Regions from separate parts of the Homo sapiens genome. Here regions 2 and 3 are each linked to region 1. The links are chromatin contacts, found by Hi-C or POLR2A ChIA-PET in ENCODE. All regions are on one chromosome and are shown on one strand. Each heading gives the region's core, a stretch centred on a gene start or an enhancer-like site at or near the end of the contact. The rest is flanking DNA. Distances are from core to core; before and after follow the strand shown.

Region 1 (4,608 bases), core at 1,174-3,673:
TTAGCACATTATATACATCTCTAGACTTCCCAAAAAGTATAGTCTAAGATATAAGTGGCTAATCAGATTTGACAGTTGGCTTTCTGAAAGTTTTGTTCCGACAAACCTAGAATACTTACTTCAGGCTTTGCACCATTACTTGATACACCTATTCCACGGCTTGTTTCTTTGGCTGAAGGAACAGTTCTGAGACTAGCTGGCAAGTCAATGTTGGTTGTTCCTAGAGCTTTCGCTGCATTGGTTTTTGCTATTTCTAACAGCTCCATTCGATCTAAAAAAAAAAGAGAGAGATTTTAAAATACTCATTAATCTGGTAGTTATTTCCCAAGAGAACTCAGAATTACACAATAAATATGTTATTTTGTGGTATTAAATATATTAAGTCACTTGTTTTATAATAGGTAAACTAAGGTTGCCCTTGAACACTAGTAGCTGCGCTGGTCCACTTTATACTTGTTTTTTCTCCCCCTTACTAAATGCAGATAGAAAGTACCACAGTGTTTGAGAGACTGTAAACCCCAAGTGTGCGCGAGGGTTCCATATGCATCCTGGCACCAATCCCCCGAGTGAACAGAGGGACAACTGTGTAACTTTATTCACTGAAAATTCTATTCTCCAGCTCATTTCTTGCTGAAAAGAATAAAATTCTTAAATTATCTCAACAATTAGTTTTGTTTTCTTGACTAAAGGCCTGAGCGTCCTATTATTTTGTCTTTTTGTTGTACTTAATTTTCTCTAGCTAATAGTGATATTATTTTGCTTTCTCTTCAAAGATGTATTTCTGAAAACCAGGTTTTTCTGCTGTAGATTCTTTATATAATTATCACAACCACTGAACCAATACTGATACACTACTAAAGTGTATTTCTACCACCACCCCCGGCTAATTTTTGTACTTTTACTAGATAGTGAGCTATGTTGGCCAGGCTGGTATGGAACGCCTGGCCTCAAGTGACCCACCCGCCTCCGCCTCCGCCTCCCCAAGTGCTGGGATTACAGAGGTGAGCCGCCGCGCCCGGCCTCCTAGGTCACTTAGGATACTCGACAATCCAATTTTATTCAGTAATAATGTCAACTAAAAGAAGGCGTGTTTTGATATTGTTCTTCCCAATCACGTTAACTTAGAACCTTTAACTTAATCATAACATTTAAAAGGCTCCACCCACTAAGAACAGTCAGCCAATAGGAAAAAAAGTTCCCTACATCCTGAGCCATTTAACATCCAGTTGACCTTTAACCCTAAAGAGAATGCTGTCCACTTAAATACAGGTAATGTCCTCCCTCTTTCCTCCAAAAAGATTTCGGGCACTAAAGGAACTAATATTGAAACTACACAGCAACGTTGGTTCCCTAGCCTACTCATATACTGCCACCATACATTACCACAAATGGAAAGGTAAATGACCCACCCACCTTTTTCACTTAAGCGAAAGGGGGTTCTGCTCCGCGACCTCGTCCTGGATCTGTCCCTCCATCTGCTGTGCTCCTCCGGGTACACTGTGCGACCAAAGCCGTAGTAGCGCTGTCCCCGCGCGATCGCGTACGCCCTTCCGCAGTACGACCTTCCCCGAGAGCGCGACCTGCTACGGGACCGGGACCGGTACCGCGAAGGAGACCGGTAGTATCTCCTGGTGAACCCGTAGCGCCTCTCTCGGTAACGGCGGCTGCGGGATCGCGACCGGCTCCGCGAGTATGACCGCGAGTAGCGCCTGTACTTCCGCTGGTGGCGCCTTCGGGAACGGGACCTGGACTTGCTCCTCCGACTCCTGGACGAAAACCGGCTCGAGACGCGGGAATGGGACCGAGAGCTTCTGGAAAAAGAGCGGCTCCTAGACCGCGACGACAGCCGGCTGGACCCGCCCGACCGCGAGGTCGAGGGCGAATCCTTCTCCTGCGGCGAGCCCGGCCACATGTCGTTCACGTAGTTGGACATCTTCACCTGCGGCTTTAGCCTGCGCTTTCTCCGGAAAGGATCCCGCAAGCCTCAACTCAGGACTTCCTAAAAAACCAAGAGAGAAAAAACAAGTCGAGTCGCGGAAGCCGGCGCCTGGCCACCCGGAAGCCACAGTCGGGGAACCTCCGGGAGGCGGAGCCACGGCGCGGGCGGCGACCGCCGCGACAGGAACCGAGCCCTAGAAACCCCGCTCGGCGCCCTGAGGCCGCGGCCTTGAAGCGAAACGCTGCGTTCCCCAAACGCGGGGCCCGGCACGTTTCCCGTCCCTCACTCCTGAGAGACCACTGCGGTGGTCCTGAGAGACCCCGTCAGCAGAAAACTTACCGCACGCCGTCGACGCCTCCCTCACGACTGAGAGAAAGGCTCAACAGACGCCTTCCTTTCGGAACGTAAGACGAAGTGGGGCTTTTAGTCCCTGCTTTCGAACGGCGAATTCCACAACCTCCACCTCCTACGTCCGGATGCGCACTGAGGGACTACGTTAGCAGACGCGTCAAAAGTACCAGAAGCTGGCCCCCGGCGCATGCGCAGAGATGTTCCGTGGTGGGCGCGGCTCTTCTCTTGCCCAACCACCGCCCTGCCTCCTCCCTCCCCAAGCCGCGCCCTGTGCCTCGAGCGCTTGCCTCCAGGGTGCGCATGCGCGATGGGGCTCCAGGGGGAGGTGTTTGATACATCAGGGTGTCCCGTTGCCCTTGGCTTCCCCCCTGATCTGAGATAATTGCGGGACCGACCCAGTCACCAGAAAACTTCGAAGATGGAACGGCCCCGCGTGGGGCTACACCAGGCTCTGGCCTCACTGCACGGGCGGGGCTGGACGTCAGTGCCGGGCGGGGAGTAGGGCCGGGAGAGGAGCGGCTGCAGGCTGGAGAGGGCTCGCAGCCGGGCTCGGAGCTGGGGCCGTCTGACGGGCTGGTGCCCACAGGGTCGTTGCCGCCACCCACCGGCAAGTCGCAGACCCGGCCTGAGCCTCCCTGGACCCTTCCTGGCCTCTTCCTCCTGTCCTAGGTACCGCGGCGCCAGGAGAAGGCGACCGCGTCCACACCCCGCCATGACAGAGAGGGGACCTCACCCTCCCCCGGAACACCCCAAGACCCCTGGAAATGCAGTATTAACGTAGAAAAGATGTTTTACTTCCATGTTTTGGCTAGGAAGGTAATAAGGTCGAGACAAAATAAAAAGACTCAAAACTGACCTTTAATCTGGGGATAATAATGAAGTCTGCGATATCTCTTCCAAAAACTGTGTTTGGTGTGAGTGTAAACAAAGGTGACTATTTTACTTCTAGGGATCTACAAATGGGATGCATTTCAAACACTTCTTGTAATAAAGCATAACAATTGCCTTGAAAATTGTGGGTTAATTGCCTTTTTTTTTTTTTTTTTTTTTGAGACAGGGTCTCACTCGCCCAGGCTGGAGTGTGGTGGGGCCATCACGGCTCACTGCAGCCCAGGCTCCCGAAGAGCTGGAACTACAGGCATGCACCACCATGCTAATTTTTGCACTTTTTTACCCACGGGATCTAACTGTGTTGCCCAGGCTGGTCTCCAACTCCTGGGCTCAAGCGATTCTTCCGCCTCAGCCTCCTGAAGTTTTGGGATTACAGGCGTGAGCCACTTTGCCCAGCCTATACACTTCTTTACAAGTACATTTTGACAAAAGCCACTTTCTTTAGAGGGAGACACAAACTCACTCATCTCTTGTTCATCTTCACCCCACATCTCCGCAGTTCATCCACATCTCCTGAGGATGCATCATGATGGAAGTAGTTCTTAAACAGTTTCTTCTCTAAATCTCAAGACAGTGAAGATACAATGCCCATCCATCAGAAACCTTTGCCGAAAGTTCTCATAAAGCTGTGTGAGTGGACAGAAAAATAACACGAGGCCAGTCGCGGTGGCTCACGCTTGTAATTCCAGCACTTTGGGAGGCCGAAGCGGGAAGATCACCTAAGATCAGGAGTTCGAGATCAGCCTGGCCAACATGGCAAAACCCCATCTCTACTAAAAATGCAAAAATTAGCTTGACATGGTGGCGGGCGCCTGTAATCCCAGCTACTCGGGAGGCTGAGGCAGGAGAATTGCTTGAACCTGAGAGGCGGAGGTTGCAGTGAGCTGAGATTGCAACACTGCAACCCAACCTGGGCAACAGGAGCAAAACTCCGTCTGGAAACAAATAATAATAATAACAACACGAGTTTCACATTTGACAAGTATAAAAATGATGTGTTGGGGAACTAAAGTATACTTACGATACAGTTTTGAGCTCTTGGTTATGAATAGGAAAGGATGGAACAAGTCTCCGTAGACAGTTCAAAGTATCAGTCAATGTGTGCCTAAAAAATGGTGACCAGAAAAATCCTAATTTTTTTTTTTTAAGACAGTCTCGCTTTGGCGCCCAGGCTGGAATGCAGTGGTGTGATCTTGGGCTCACTGCAACCTCTGCGTACTGGGTTCACACAATTCTTGTGCCTCAGTCTCCCGAGCATCTGGGTTTACAGACGTGCACCATCATGCCCAGCTAATTTTTTTTGTATTTTTAGTAGAGATGGGTTTTCACCATGTTGGCCAGGCTGGTCTTGAACTCCTGACCTCAAGTGATCTGCCTGCCTCGGCCTCCCAAAGTGCTGGGATTACAGGCGTGAGCCACTGTGCCCA
Region 2 (4,608 bases), core at 1,179-3,678, 1.7 Mb after region 1:
ATACATGTGCCATGTTGGTGTGCTGCACCCATCAACTCGTTATTTAACTCCGCTAATTTTTAAATTGTTTTGTAGAGACAGGGTTTTGCTGTGTTGCTATGTTTTGCAAGTGTTGGGATTACAGGCATGAGCCTCCGCAGTCGGCCTGGATCTGCTTCTTGTTCCACACATAAACTTGTTTCTTTCACTGCTCACATACTTCCAGTTGTCCTGGGAATCATTTATATTGGGATAAGACTTCTGATCCTGTACAGCAAGGGTCATGAGGTACAGCAAATGGTAGGAATATTCCTGGAAGCCCTTTCCACACACCAGGACAGCTCACAATGACTTAACTATACACAAAAGTGACTGCCAGCCACCCAGCTATATCCCACCAAATCAATCCAAACTGAGTGTATTTCCAACTCAACTTCACCTTAGCTGGATCACCAAATCCTCATGGCATCTCTGATATCACCTGATTCAAGGGAAAGTGAGATAGAGTGGGAAGAAATAGTAGTCTTAACCAATTGCAATTTTAGAATTTTGCTTTTGCATGTTAAAAGAAAAAAAAATATGTATTTGACGCTATGAAGACATTGCTGGGGTTGCTCCCAGTGCCTAGGATGGGCCCGTGCAAGTGCAAGGCCCTGCCCTCAAGAGCCCTCAGTCTGAGGGAGAAGACACAGATCAACTCCAGGAATCTCTAATCTAAAGGGAGAAGTCTCTAGTCTGAAGTGGGGAACACGCAATTCCAACCAAAAGAGAAACCTAAAGGAAAAAAGGAAAGAAGAAGGCGTCAACTGTGTCAAATGCACCTGAGAAGTTGAGTAAGATAATAGTGGTTCATTGGCTTTGGCAATATGTAGCACTGTAACCATATCAGAGCCTTTAAAAAATAGACTAGAACAGGCCGGGCGCAGTGGCTCATGCCTGTAATCCTAGCGCGTTGCGAGGCCGAGGCAGGTGGATCACTTGAGGTCAGGAGTTTGAAACGAGCCTGGCCAACATGGTGAAAACCCCTCTACTAAAAATACAAAAAAAAATTAGTTAGGCGTAGTGGTGCCTGTAATCCCAGCTACTTGGGAGGCTGAGAATCACTTAAACCTGGGAGGCAGAGGTTGCAGTGAGCTGAGATCGTGTCACTGCACTCCAGCCTGGGCAACAGAGTGAGACTTGGTCTAAAAAAAAAAAGAAGAATAGATAGACTAGAATATACTGTAGAGAGATGGGAGGTGAGGGAGTAGAAAAACAAGCAAACAAGTTTGCTGCAAATGAGAGCTGAAAATTGGAGAGGTAGCAGCAGAAGAAAGTGGGGCCATGGAATAATAATATAAAAACAGGGCTGGGCATGGTGGCTCACACCTGTAATCCCAGCACTTTGAGAGGCTGAGGCAGGAGGAGTGCTTGAGACCAGGGTTTGAGACTTAGCCTGGGCAACACAGACTCCATCTCTACCAAAAAACAAAAAACAAAAAACAAAAAAAAAAAAACAGCAGGGCGTGGTGATGTGAGCCTGTAGTCCCAGCTACTCTGGAGGCTGAAGTGGGGAAGATGGCTTGAGTCCAGGAGTTCAAGGCTGCCGTAAGCCAAGATGGTGCCACTGCACTCCAGCTTGGGTGACAATGCAAGAACCCCATCTCTAAAAACAAACAAAAAGATATTAAAGCGTGTTTGTAAATTGAAGGGAAGAAGAAAGATATTTGTGATGCATAAGCTAAAAAAAGGGATAATTAACAGGGATAGAGTTCCTGAAAAGACTAAGATGATGAGATTCATTGCACAAGTGGAGGGATTAGCTTGGATGGCTGGGTCCTGTCCCCGCATTAACAGAAGTGAAGGTCAATTTCAGCACCTGTCATAATTTCCTGGGCCCAGTGCAAAATGAAAATGTGGGTCTCCTTATTCCAAAATTATTAAGAATTTCAAGACTATAACAGAAGGCCATGAAATCAAGCGTGGAGCCTTTCTAAGCCTGGGTGCTGTGCGACTGCAATTTGTACTCCCATGAAGCTGGCCCTAGTCAAGTACGCAGTGAGGTCGATGAGGAGGAGGCTGTCCTGTGGTAAGTCCCTTCTAGGATTGGAAGAGATGAGTAAGGCTACTTTCAGCTTCACTGCTCTACAAGCTGGGGGGGTCGCTAGCAAGGGAGAGGGGCAAAACTTGTCCCTTTTTAACTTCCAACCCTGCCAGATTTGAGTCCAGGGCTTTCTAGAAGTCTCCACGGCATCGGGTGACCATAGCAACTCATGCCAAACTCTCGGGCCCACGGCTCCGCCTACCGCTTCGTGGACGCGCTTGTTGATTGGCTCCGAATGTCGACCAATGGTCGGCGAAGCGGGTTGCTTGCCGCACGGTCAATGGCCGCAAACCGGGAGGAAGGCGGGAAGAGAGGAGGTGGAGGCGGGCCTGGGCAGCCGCGCGCGTGCGTGTTTCCGGCTCCGCTGCGGAAGGCGGACGACTAGAGTCGTTGGGCCCGGCGCGACCCGCAGGAGCGTAGAGAGCGCGGGACTAGAGTGCAGAGCTCCGGGACGTGGATCGGAGCCGGCGCGATGGGCGGAGAGCAGGAGGAGGAGCGGTTCGACGGCATGTTGCTGGCCATGGCTCAGCAGCACGAGGGCGGCGTGCAGGAGGTAACGGCCCGCGCGGCGTCGGCCCACCCGGCGGCCTTGGCCACGCTCCTTCCGCCCTTCTCTGCCTTCGAGGGCTGAGACCCACCCCAGCGGCTCGCGGGCTTCTGGGATGCCCCTACATTCTCACTGCGCCCAGCTTCCGGCCTGGCCACCCGCCAGCAGGTCTCACCCGGTTCGCATCAGTCCCGGGCCCCCGGCGCCCCTCAGTAGTAGCAAATTATCGCATCCCTGAGCTTAGGATCCCCCTTTAGTTTCACATATGCCCCCACCCCCGTTTCCACTTTGATGGCGGCTTCCAAGGAGCATCCCTTAGTAAGAACCGTCGCAAATATCGTGATTTGGATCCACCAAGGCTTGGGGCGAGCCGTCGAATGTGTGTGGTAGGGGAGCGGGCTGATGTTAGCACGTGGTCTTGTTAGGCCTTGAATGGGGGAATAGGAGGCCTGTGTTCACGATTAGTTTCCACCACCTACCAACTTGGAACCTTTACATCTCTCCAAGCCTGAGTTTCCTTATCTGTGAGACAGCTGCGAATACCGGTTTCCAGAGAGTAGTTAAGAACCGTAAGTTCTCAGTAATAAGGCTTTTTCATTCAACAAGTATTTGTCGTGTGATTGATGTGTGTCCCACACTCGACAATAAGGGCCAACTGTTACAGATTCTGGAGTTGGTTTTTTTGGAACAAACACAAAGTTAACGGTAGAAAAGTCTGTCAGGATCAGAACTCTCATTCTCAGAGCCAGAGAAGTGGCAAGGATTTGCCTAGATCATGCAACATGGTTCTCACCTAGACAGGTCAGTGTGCTTCCCAGAGTCCATGGCTGATTGTGTCTTACTGGAGGTAGGTTTCCATTGAACTTTCTATTCCTATGTAACCTAGGTGTCTGGTGACCAAGGACTTCTAAGCCCTTTGTGGTGGGGAGAGTGTTTCTCATTTGCAAGTGTGAAAAGCCTTCCTGTCTCCATTCCTCTAAACTGTTCGCACAAAACTGGATTTGGGAGCGAGTTCATTTTTGAGCAAATTGAAAAACTGTCTAGAAGCAAGAACGGAAACCATTGAGATATGTTCTAGCATCAGATTTAATCAGATTTAGACCCACTCTTGGGCAAATAAAGGGTTTGTGTGTGCTGACCTTGAGTCACCACTAGATTGTTTCATTCAGCAAGAATTTTACTGATTATGTACCTTTAGCCATATCTGGTGCCCAGCATTGCAGGTGGCAGACAGACTAAGCCATGGTTCATGGTTCCTATTTGTAAGGTGTTTACCCTCTGCCAGTGGGTCTCTTGCTCTGTGCCATACATTGCTAAAGGCCTCACCTCCTTGACCTCATGATCCTCACCAGGTCCCTAGAAATAGGTACTGCATCTTATTCCTGTTGTACAGAGTTAAGAAACTTCTGCAAAGTCAAAAGGTAATATATGTCCATCTGATACTCAAACCGTTGGCTACACTTGTACTCCAGCCAGAATTAATCCATCTTATCCTCCTTTGAAGTGGCTTCATTTGCTCTCCTCCTTCTTGCTTTGACCCGGTAACTTAGCCAGTGTCTTTTTTTTTGTTTAGACAAGAGTCTCTCACCCAGGCTGGAGTGCGGTGGCACGATCTTGGCTCACTGCAACCTCTGCTTCCCGGGTTCAAGTGATTCTCTGCCTCAGCCTCCCAAGTAGCTGGGATTACAGGTGCCCACCACCTGTAATCTAGCTAATTTTTGTGTTTTTAGTAGAGACGGGGTTTCACCATGTTGGCCAGGCTGGTCTTGAACTCCTGACCTCAAGTGACCCGCCCACCTGAGCCTCCTGAAGTACTGGGATTATAGGTGTGAGCCAGTGTCTTGATGGGCTTTTTACTTTCTGGAGAGGAAAGCTGGGCCCAGGCTTTTCATGCCCTGGATGCAGAGGAGTGTTCCATACGCTTAGGCTGCTTCTAGCATCACAAGGAAAGTGAAAGGCGCACACACACACAGGATATGAGAAATCTGCTTCATGGTGG
Region 3 (4,608 bases), core at 1,572-4,071, 1.1 Mb after region 1:
GCAGAGGAAATACATGGACTGTAGAAGATACTCCTCAGGGTGTCAGGAGGTGAAAATGAAGCTTCTGAGGTTTGCAAGAAAATGTTTACAAATAAGAGTCTGGCATTTAGTATCCTCGCATGCATCTCCAGCATGGGAAACTATAACACGGCTGGCCCCAGGCTCGTCCTGTCTGGCTGCCTCTTTGTAAGAGGGGAGAAGATTGCACAGTGTGATGGAGCTCATTTTCAGCAGAGTAATCTCAGACTTCAACACGGGTATCCTGTCTTCTGGGCTGGTGCCCTTCTGGCACAGGACACCTCCCTGACTCTCATGAACCCCAGAATCACTCACCCCCACAGGCACACCAAAGACAGCTGAGAACTTGAGTCAAGGGTGAGGAGAGACCTCTGGGTGAAAGGGCAGGGATGGGGAAAGAGGGTGATGGATGGCTGGGGACTCCTCCCTCTTCTCTCCCTCCCCGCCCCTCCCTCTCCACTTCCTGGCTTTCTCTCATCAGCTTTGACTCTCAGTTCTTCTTTTCTTCTCTTCTCTTTTTTTGAAATGGAGTTTTTCTCTTGTCGCTCAGGCTGGAGTGCAATGGCACGATCTCGGCTCACTGCAACCTCCTTCTCCCGGGTTCAAGTGATTCTCCTGCCTCAGCCTCCCGAGTAGCTGGGATTACAGGCATGTGCCAGCACACCTGGCTAATTTCTGTATTTTCAGTAGAGACAGGGTTTCACCATGTTGGCCAGGCTGGTCTAGAACTCCTGACCTCAGGTGATCCACCCACCTCGGCCTCCCAAAATGCTGGGATTACAGGCGTGAGCCACTGTTTCCTGGCCTTTTTTTTTTTTTTTTTGAGACAGGGTCTTGCTCTGTCACCCTGGCTGGAGTGCAGTGCCACAATCATGGCTCATTGCAGCCTGGGCCTCCCAGGTGCAAGCAATCCTCCTGCGTCAGCCCCCAAGTAGCTGAGACTATAGGTTTGTGCCACTATGCCCGGCTAATTTTTTTTTTTTTTTTTTTTTTTTTTGAGAGATGGGGCCTTCCTATGTTGCCCGGGTGGTCTCAAACTCCTGTGCTCAAGTTATCTGCCCGCCTCAGCCTCCCAAACTGCTAGGATTACAGGCGTAGCCCCTATGCCCAGCCTCTGTTTTTTTCTTTGGACTCAGCCTCAGCCAGATCTCCCCTGGGCTTGCAACACAAGGCCCAAAACAATAGAAGAGAAGTGAGGGGAGTTTTCCCTTTACTACCTAGCATGTAAATGAGGCCTAAAGTAGACTAAGGAAGGGAGAGTGTGAAGGGAGAGTGGGCCAGAGCTGGGGTTGTGGTGACCAACTCCTGGGGCCTGGGGGGAGTTTGTGTAGGGGAGGGGGAGGGAGTGGCAGGGAATCAAGACTTAATGGATGAATTCTAGGGCAGCCCCAGAGGTTACATACATGGCTGTGGCTTCAGACAGACCTGGATTCAAGGTCAAATGAGACTGGCTCCACCATTTACGACCTTAGCAAGTCACTTAACATCTAAGCCTCAGTTTTTTCACCAGTCAAATGGGGATAAACATAACACCTGCTGCAGGGCACCACAGAGGGTATCAAGTGAGGGAATGCATAAAGCATGGAGCACTATCCAGGCAGCTGTGGGATTCCTCTCATCCCCCCACCCCTCCCTGGGCCCTCACAGCCACTCTCTCACCCCAGTCCCCTTCCACTGTAGCTTAGTCACCCACTTGTCCCTTCCCTCGCTCCCCTCCCATTCATCCTCAGCTAATACAAACAACCCATCTGCTTGCTACTTTCTCTACCAAAATCACAAAATTCTAGGTCTTGGCTGGGCGCGGTGGCTCATGCCTGTAATCCCAGCACTTTGGGAGGCCGAGGCAGGCGGATCACTTGAGATCAGGCATTCGAGACTAGCCTAGCCAACATGGTGAAACCCAGTCTCCGCTAAAAAAAAAAAAAAAATACAAAAAATTAGCCAGGCATGGTGGCACACACCTGTAGTCCCAGCTATGCGGGAGGCCAAGGCAGGATAATTGCTTGAACCCAGGAGGTGGAGGTTGCAGTAAGCCGAGATCATGCCAGTGCACAGAGCAAAACTCTGTTTAAAAAAAAAAACAAAAAAACCAACAACAACAAAACAAAACACTAGGTTTTAACAAACTTCAGAAATAATCTATTTCAGTCTTCCCAGTTCCTTGAAATGAGGAACTGAGGCCTAGAGAGGGAAAGCCCAACTGAAACCAGGCTTCCCGATTCCTCACCTCCAGCACCTTCACAGAAATCCACCAACCCTTCCACAATCTAAACATTTCCCAAGCTTTCATTCAGAACCTGCAGCCCATCTACAACCTTCCCTTGAAACATAAATCTATCCCAGCCCTTCTCCTTCAGCTCCTATACCCTGCCCCAATCTTCTTTAAACAACAAACTCATTTACGGAATATCTGCTATGTTCTGGCTCTTTTTAAATTGGTTATTATTACATGTAATCCGGCAGTTCTTTTGTTAAAGGGTCAGAGAGGTAGAGTTTCTGGCCCAGGGTCTCAGAGCTGGTCAGTGATTAAACCAGGATTCAGCCTGCAGGATGCATGATTCCAGGCCTTGGGCCCTACTTACTCCCACCGTTGCCTCTGGATTGACCTCTCTCCTATCTTGTACGATCTAGCCTGCTCCCCCAGCCAGGGCCTTAGAACCTAGAGCCTGGTATTATCCACCCCCAGATCTGCAGAAAGGAAGCCACACCCCTCCTCCACCTTGTAAGCCCTCCTTCCTCTCCCTACCTCACCCCGCCTCCTCTGCCTCCTGGTTCAAAAGCAGCTAAACCAAAAGAAGCCTCCAGACAGCCCTGAGATCACCTAAAAAGCTGCTACCAAGACAGCCACGAAGATCCTACCAAAATGAAGCGCTTCCTCTTCCTCCTACTCACCATCAGCCTCCTGGTTATGGTACAGGTAAGAGCAACGCCTGGCACCACTGCCAGGACTCCCCAAAGTTGCTTGGCATGGAGGGAGGGCATACAGGATGTGAGCTCCCAGAGACCCAGCCTTCTCTCCTGAGAGCACAGCAGATGGACTCCAACAGGAAAACTGGGGACACAGCGGGCCTGGCCGCCCAGCCTTCCAGCTCTTCTGGCTGGGGCTGCACTGCTTGCGGGCTGCCCTGAGAGAAACCTGTATCCACAGCTGGGGAGCACTTACAGGGTGCTAGGCGCGTTGGGGCACCCAAGGGGTGTTGTGGAATAATAGAGAACTAAGAGACTTGGGAAGACAACCCTGAGTGAGGAAGGCATCGGCCCACAGGGAGTCTGGGGAGATGGTCCTTTGGGGAGAGGCCAGGAGATGTCCAAGTGGAGCCTGCTGTGGTTATGGAGGTGACAGGGGACACTCTAACCCCCACTCCCCTGCCAGAGAGAAGCCTGGATGTTCAGGAATGCAAAGAAGACAGGACTCTCCCATTTCAGAAACAACTGGAGTCTCAAAAGCGACTGCTATTCCAGGAGGCAGCTTTGGTAGCATCCCAGGTGCCCAGAGGGGAGTCAGTACAGCAGACCGGAGCCATCAAGTTCTTGATCAAGAACAGCTTGATCACCATCAAAACCAGCTTAATCTCCATCAAGAACAGTTCTAGTTGCAGCTCCATCAAGCATTAAGGACAGCTCGATCACCATCTGGCCACTTCCCCACCCCACATCCAGCCACCCACGCTTTGCCAAGTGCTTTCTCACTCAGCCCTGGCTCATGTGACCTTCACAACTGTGATGAACTTCTCCCCACTCAGAAGATGAAACTGAGGCTCAGGGAAGCTAAGCCCTTTGCCAGGCTAGGAAGGTCAAGGGCCAGGGCTCCCCTGTCTCCCTCTATGCCAGAAGGGCTGGTCGCTGGGGAAAGGTGAAAAGAAAGGTTCTGTGACCGGGCACGGTGGCTCACGCCTATAATCCCAGCACTTTGGGAGGCCGAGGCAGGCGGATCACCTGAGGTCAGGAGTTCAAGACCAGCCTGGCCAACATGACAAAATCCCGTCTCTACTAAAAATACAAAAATTAGCTGGGCGAGCCGGGCGCGCTGGCTCGCGTCTGTAATCCCAGCACTTTGGGAGGCTGAGGCGGGTGGATCATGAGGTCAGGAGATCGAGACCATCCTGGCTAACACATTGAAACCTCGTCTCTACCATAAATACAAAAAGAAATTAGCCGGGCGTGGCGTGGTGGCGGGCGCCTGTAGTCCCAGCTACTCGGGAGGCTGAGGCAGGAGAATGGCGTGAACCTGGGGGTGAAGCTTGCAGTGAGCCGAGATCACGCCACTGCACTCCAGCCTGGGCGGGCGACAGAGCAAGACTCTGTCTCGGAAAAAAAAAAAAAATTAGCTGGGCGTGATAGCGGCTGCCTATAATCCCAGCTACTCGGGAGGTTGAGGGGTGGAGGTTGCAGTGACCCGAGATCATGCCACTTCACTCCAGCCTGGGCAAAAGAGCGAAACTCTATCTCAAAAAAACAGAAAGTTTCTGTGAAAGGGGGTGGACAGGGGCAGTGATCACCTCTGTCCCTGCCTGTGTCAAAGCAGGAAGCAGTCAAACATCCTGACAGGACCTTGTGGAAGAAGTAGTGGTCACATGGGGCAGAACTGAG

What was found. A loop is a pair of places that touch in the nucleus more often than their neighbours do. ChIA-PET counts read pairs that join two places held with the same protein, here RNA polymerase II (POLR2A). Pooled maps may share reads with other maps.
Region 2: a loop to region 1 is called in a map of naive thymus-derived CD4-positive, alpha-beta T cell, with 13 times the contacts of the local background. The contact joins the promoter of NUDC here to the promoter of RSRP1 in region 1. A Hi-C loop is called at or near these places in 2 of 168 maps with a recorded cell type or tissue (CD8-positive, alpha-beta T cell and naive thymus-derived CD4-positive, alpha-beta T cell) and 5 of 50 pooled maps. POLR2A ChIA-PET finds 5 or more read pairs at or near these places in 1 of 52 experiments (Panc1).
Region 3: a pooled map shows a loop between it and region 1 (4-fold over the local background). The contact joins the promoter of CD52 here to the promoter of RSRP1 in region 1. A Hi-C loop is called at or near these places in 4 of 50 pooled maps. POLR2A ChIA-PET finds 5 or more read pairs at or near these places in 3 of 52 experiments (CD4-positive, alpha-beta T cell, GM10248 and GM12878).

The regions. Positions count from the first base shown.
Region 1 is chr1:25,245,031-25,249,638 of GRCh38, forward strand. It overlaps RSRP1 (arginine and serine rich protein 1), which reads right to left and starts at 2,424. Exons shown (of 5, transcript NM_020317.5): 1 at 2,279-2,424; 2 at 1,414-1,999; 3 at 120-271. The coding sequence starts at 1,933. RefSeq lists enhancers at 1,215-1,939, 1,940-2,664.
Region 2 is chr1:26,919,315-26,923,922 of GRCh38, forward strand. NUDC (nuclear distribution C, dynein complex regulator) reads left to right here and starts at 2,429. Exons shown (of 9, transcript NM_006600.4): 1 at 2,429-2,615. The coding sequence starts at 2,535. RefSeq lists a silencer at 2,176-2,325 and enhancers at 2,456-2,575, 2,696-3,237.
Region 3 is chr1:26,315,137-26,319,744 of GRCh38, forward strand. CD52 (CD52 molecule) reads left to right here and starts at 2,822. Exons shown (of 2, transcript NM_001803.3): 1 at 2,822-2,935. The coding sequence starts at 2,882. It also overlaps a transcript of UBXN11 not described here. RefSeq lists a silencer at 2,612-2,804 and enhancers at 2,879-2,948, 3,079-3,228, 3,602-4,587, 3,729-3,828.